Regions from separate parts of the Homo sapiens genome. Here region 1 is linked to region 2. A link is an interaction called in ENCODE POLR2A ChIA-PET data of the cell type or tissue named here. Cell type or tissue: HCT116. All regions are shown on one strand.

Evidence for each region. Peaks named below come from ENCODE experiments on the same cell type or tissue, not always from the same donor. Only the 100,000 strongest peaks of a DNase experiment are listed, where the experiment ranks them.
Region 1: POLR2A ChIA-PET joins it to region 2 with 5 read pairs; 1 of 35 experiments calls an interaction of 5 or more read pairs at or near these places.

Annotation. Positions count from the first base shown.
Region 1 is chr9:126,416,110-126,418,609 of GRCh38, forward strand. The region is part of intron 6 of MVB12B (multivesicular body subunit 12B); the gene reads left to right. Among named protein-coding and RNA genes, the nearest start is that of NRON, 6.9 kb to the left of the region's middle. RefSeq lists an enhancer at 1-171. In HCT116, no CTCF peak of the experiment used is centred here; a DNase peak (open chromatin) is centred at 1,092.
Region 2 is chr9:126,780,393-126,782,892 of GRCh38, forward strand. No RefSeq gene overlaps it. Among named protein-coding and RNA genes, the nearest start is that of ZBTB43, 23 kb to the right of the region's middle. In HCT116, a CTCF peak has its summit at 1,584 (motif pointing left); a DNase peak (open chromatin) is centred at 1,549.

The DNA of each region.
Region 1 (2,500 bases), 360 kb before region 2:
TCCTGATGCAGAGGAAAGGCCCCGTGGGTTCTGCTGTGGTGCTGCATGGAGGCCCTCATGAGCCAGACTCTAAAATAATGCCGGGGTGGCAAGAATGGGGAGAGTGGGAGTAGGATTGAAGCTCGCGTACTTGCATGTGCTCACGCATGCCTGGTTCCGTGCTGTCAACCCTGCCTGCATGGTGGCCCTCTGTGCCCTGGGAGGCAACACACCCCTGCCAAAGGCCATGTGACTCCCTGGTGCTGGCGCTGGGATTTGGACCCACATCCAGCGGACTCGGGGGCACTGCCCTCAACCACTACAACTGGTTTGCCTCCCTGGGTGTGCGATCGGGCCATTGGTCATCCAGCTCTGTATAGTTCACTGTAACCTGTCGGGATCACTGAGCTAGTGAGCGGCAGAGATGTCATGTCCCTGGCATCACTGATTTCAAAAGGGCCTTCAGGAGGGACCCTGTGGCCCTGATTGAGTAGTCTCATTTTATATACCCGATAGTGAAGCTGAATCGGGGTAACTCTAACATAGCGATAACCACCTCCGGAGGACACATGGACTGACCTCTTCATTAATACCTAGCTTTCCCTTCATCAGCTTTACCTCTCAGAGCCTCAGTTTCCTATTCTGTTAAATGAGAATAATTACTCCTACCTAAAAAGGTTGTTGAGGTGATGAGGCCGGGTGATATATTGAGGACCCCCAGCCCAGGTCCTGGCAGGTGGGGCTCCATCCCACGCTGGGGAACTGGAATCTCATCTCGCCAGAGACCCAGCTGATGGCAGAGCCTTCATCCTTGTCTCTCACTTTCAGGCTAATCTGACACCAAAGCACTCCTGGGCCACTTCTCCTTCGGCAGGTGACTTGTCCTGTTTAACCACAGGTAATCTGTCCCTGGGGCCCAAACTGTTCATTCTCATTAATGGGAAGCCTTGATGTGCCTTTCTGTCCTGTCCCCATGTCCCCTGCTTCCTGTGTCCAGGAGTAGTGGAAGCAGAAATGCAGGGGAAGCTATTTGCCATGTAGGGAGGAGCCCTTCTCCCTAAAGCTTTCTCTGCCCAGGGGGCCTTCTCACCTGCTGCTCTCTGACTGCTGTCCCTTACCCACTCTTGCATCAGCTACTTTAGCTGGAGTATTCAGTAACCTGATTTCAATTCAGCAGATCCCTACTGAGCAGTTATTCTGCAGAAAATACAGTCAGCCTGTGACTTGAATCCTCTTTTAATTTCACATTTGCTGCATCAGGCACACATTGTCTATCATATATGAACAGAAACCTTCTTTTTTTTCCCTTCTTGTAAATTCCTGGTTGCTGCTGCTGCTGATTTCTTCTTACCCATACCTGGTTTCCTCCATAATGGAGAGAGGTGAGATTCAGGGTATAAAACAGAGACCCCTGGAGCCTAATTAATTGGGAAAATACACACAGGGAGAAATGAAATGATAGAGACTAACAGCAGTTCATGTCAAAAAAGAAACCCAGGAGTTTTAGTGAGCCAACTACAACACTTGATTTGGTCAACAAATGGTCAGTAATTGTCTACCCTGTGACAAAAAATTGTCCCAGAAAATGAAGTACAAAATTGATGATATTTGGCCCTGCTCTTGAGGAGGTCACAATCACATTAGGGAACAGGTTTATATCAGATGACCAAAGTGTACTGTGATACCTGGAGTGGGGTGAGAGAAGACACTCAGGCATCCAATCCAGTCTGGGGCAAGCCCAGGAAAGGTTTTTCCAAAGAGGGCATGGTTGGGTGGGATCTTGAAGTATGAATAGGAGTTTGGAGAGTCGGTAAGGAAGAATGGAGATTCCTAGGAAGAGGGAGTGGCATGGATAAAGAATCAGGCCTAGGCATGAGAAAAACAAGGCCTGTTCAGAGATTAACAAGACTTCCACTCTTTCTGGAGGAGAGGGGAAGTAAGTAGTGGCAAGAGGCAGAATCTGGAAGGTGGGCTGGTGTGCCGGGGATGTGTAAGTGTACAGAGTGAGAAGACAGCTAAGCCAGCACCCTTGCAAACAGCAACCTTGCAAAGTTTGGAGACGAAGTGGGAGTTGGCGGGGTGGGGGGTGGTGGGCAGAAAGAATCATCTCCAACGAGGGAAGAGAACCTGGGGCGGGGGTTGAGTTGCAGAGCAAGCCAGGCAAAATCTGAGGCCCCGAGGGACAAGAAAGTTTGGTCCCGGACATCAGTATTGCATGGAGCAGCTGAAGAGCTGGGCCCCTTGATTTCTCTGTTGTTCATATACTTTTTTGTGGTTGTTATTGCTCATATATTTCTTTTAAGTCCTAAATTTCCCCAAAACTATCCATTTAGAGGGTCTGTGGCAAGTCATGTCGACAGGAATGAAGTCTCTGCACAAAGTAGATAGTGAATAATTGTAGGCTCATGATCATTTCCTGCTACCATTCCCATCCACATTGGCGCCTTAGTTTTATTTCCTCACTCTCCCACAGACGGGCAAGCTTTTGAAATTGTAAATTGGATGTTGGCACATTTCTGCT
Region 2 (2,500 bases):
TAGCAGGGCTCCAGGCACATACTAAGCCTCGAAAGTGGCAATCTATTACCATTAACAACCCATAACATAGGAGATACATTCTCCACCTTATGGATAATAAAAGTCATTCCCAGAGAGGCTGATAGCTTGCAGGAAAACAGAATTCAAACCCAGGTTTGGGCCAGGCACGGTGGCTCATGCCTGTAATCCTAGCACTTCGGGAGGCCGAGGTGGGCGGATCACTTGAGGTCAGGAGTTCAAGACCAGCCTGGCCAACATGGTGAAACCCCATCTCTACTAAAAATACAAAGATTAGCCAGGCGTGGTGGTGCTCACCTGTAATCCCAGCTATTCGGGAGGCTGAGGCAGGAGAAGTGCTTGAACCCGGGAGGCAGGGCTGCAGTGAGCCAAGAGGGCACCACTGCACTCCAGCCTGGGTGACAGAGCAAGACTCCATCTCAAAACAAAACAAAACAAAACAAAAACAAAAAACAAAAGCCCGGGCGCGGTGGCTCACACCTGTAATCCCAGCACTTTGGGAGGCCGAGGCGGGCGAATCACGAGGTCAGGAGTTCAAGACCAGCCTGACCATTTTTAGTCTCTACTAAAAATACAAAAATTAGCCAGGTGTGGTGGCGGATGCCTGTAATCCCACCTACTCAGGAGGCTGAGGCAGGAGAATCATTTGAACCTGGGAGGCAGAGGTTGCAGTGAGCCGAAATTGCACCATTGCACTCCAGCCTAGGTGACAGGGTGAGACTCCGTCTCAAAAAAAAAAAAAAACAAAAAAAGCAAACAAACAAACAGAAAAACAGGTCTATGGGTCTGGCCCCTCTATTTGTTCTCGCTGCCTGACTTCATTGACTTCCACTCCTGCCAGGAGCTGGACTGAGTCGAGAACTAGATGCCTTCATAGAGCTCCAGGTCCTGGTCTTAGGGTGGGAGACCGGCCCCCTTAGCAGGGGTCCCTCAGGGAGTGGGAGGACCAGGGCGAGCCTGGGTCCAGGCAGGGCTACAAGAGGCTCCCAGGTGATGGGGAAGGGGGCTGCCTGGCCCTTCTCCAAGCACATTTAGAGCCAACCCAAGGGAAACCCCGATTCTGTCAGTGCTGGCACGCCTGGGGCACAAGCATCGGAGACATTAAATATTAAACACGTCGGCTGCCTTCCAAGCTTGGTAATTAAAACTCTTATTTCATATTTTACACAGGATGGACGGGGAGGTCACAGACTGCTCTTAGATGTTTCATAGTTCCTTGTTCACAGATGAAGTGGCTCTTCCGAGGAAAACCTCCTCTCACTTGGGATCCTCGCGCCCTATTTATTAAGTGATTTCCTGGGAGGGAGGCCAGGGAGCGGAGGTCGGGGAGGTCTCCGGGGTGTAAGGCCCCAACCAGGAATCCCAGCAGGGTTTTGGGCTTTCTTTCTGCTTCTCCAAAATGGGCCTGGGTTCCCAGGAGACGGCCGAGGGCGCCTCGCCCCTGCTGGAAGGGCAGCCTGGGAGCTGGAGTTGGCAAACGGGAGGGGACGGGAGGGGACGGGAGGAGCCCCAGGGGAGGGGGCGTCTTCCCTTAGCTTTCAGCGCCATCTGCTGGCCGTATGCTAAACTGCCGCTCCCCCGGAGGCCAGCTAGAGACCAATTTCGAGTTCTGAGCAGGGAGAGAGAGGAGGGGTTCCAGGACAATCAGGCCTGGAGCTTCCAGAAACATTCCAAAAACACAGTTTAGATTTTTAATTGTTCACTCAGTCATTCTCCCGGGGTCTAGGGAGAAATAGGACTCAGACTCGGATCTCTGGGGACCTACCCCAGCATGATAACCTGGGTGTGCCTGGGGTTCATGGGGGCCTGGGAATCACGGAGGCCCCCTCACCTGCATTCACTGTGTGCCAAGCACTGGCCTACATCACTGACATTTGTTGTATCACTGCAGGTGCTGTGATCTTGCTGCCGTGCTCATTTGACAGATGAAAACACTCAGGCTGTGAGAGAACCCCAAAGCCAGAGGATTCCCTTGATCACTCCCCACCATGGCCAACATGATGAAATCCTGTTTCTACTAAAAATACAAAAATTAGCCGGCCGTGGTGGCAGGCACCTGTAATCCCACCTACTCGGGAGGCTGAGGCGGGAGAATTGCTTGAACCTGGGAGGCGGAGGTTGCAGTGAGCCAAGATCACACCACTGCACTCCAGCCTGGGCGACAGAGCAAGACTCCATCTCAAAAAAAACAAAACAAAAAGAAAGAAAGAACAAGGGAGAGAGGAGAAAGCAAGCAAGCCAGTGTGAGGGAAAAGGAGTGAGAATGGGGAGGGCCTGAGATAAGACTGCAGCAGAAGGTCCGGGGCTACTGGATTTGAACCTATAGCTTTAGAGCATGGGGCACCATGGAGAGAAGAGAGGTAGGGAGGAACACGAGCAGATTTGTGGTTTTTTGGGGGTTTGTTTCGTTTTGTTTTTTGAGACAGAGTCTCACTGTGTCGCATAGGCTGGAGTGCAGTGGTGCAATCTTGGCTCACTGCAA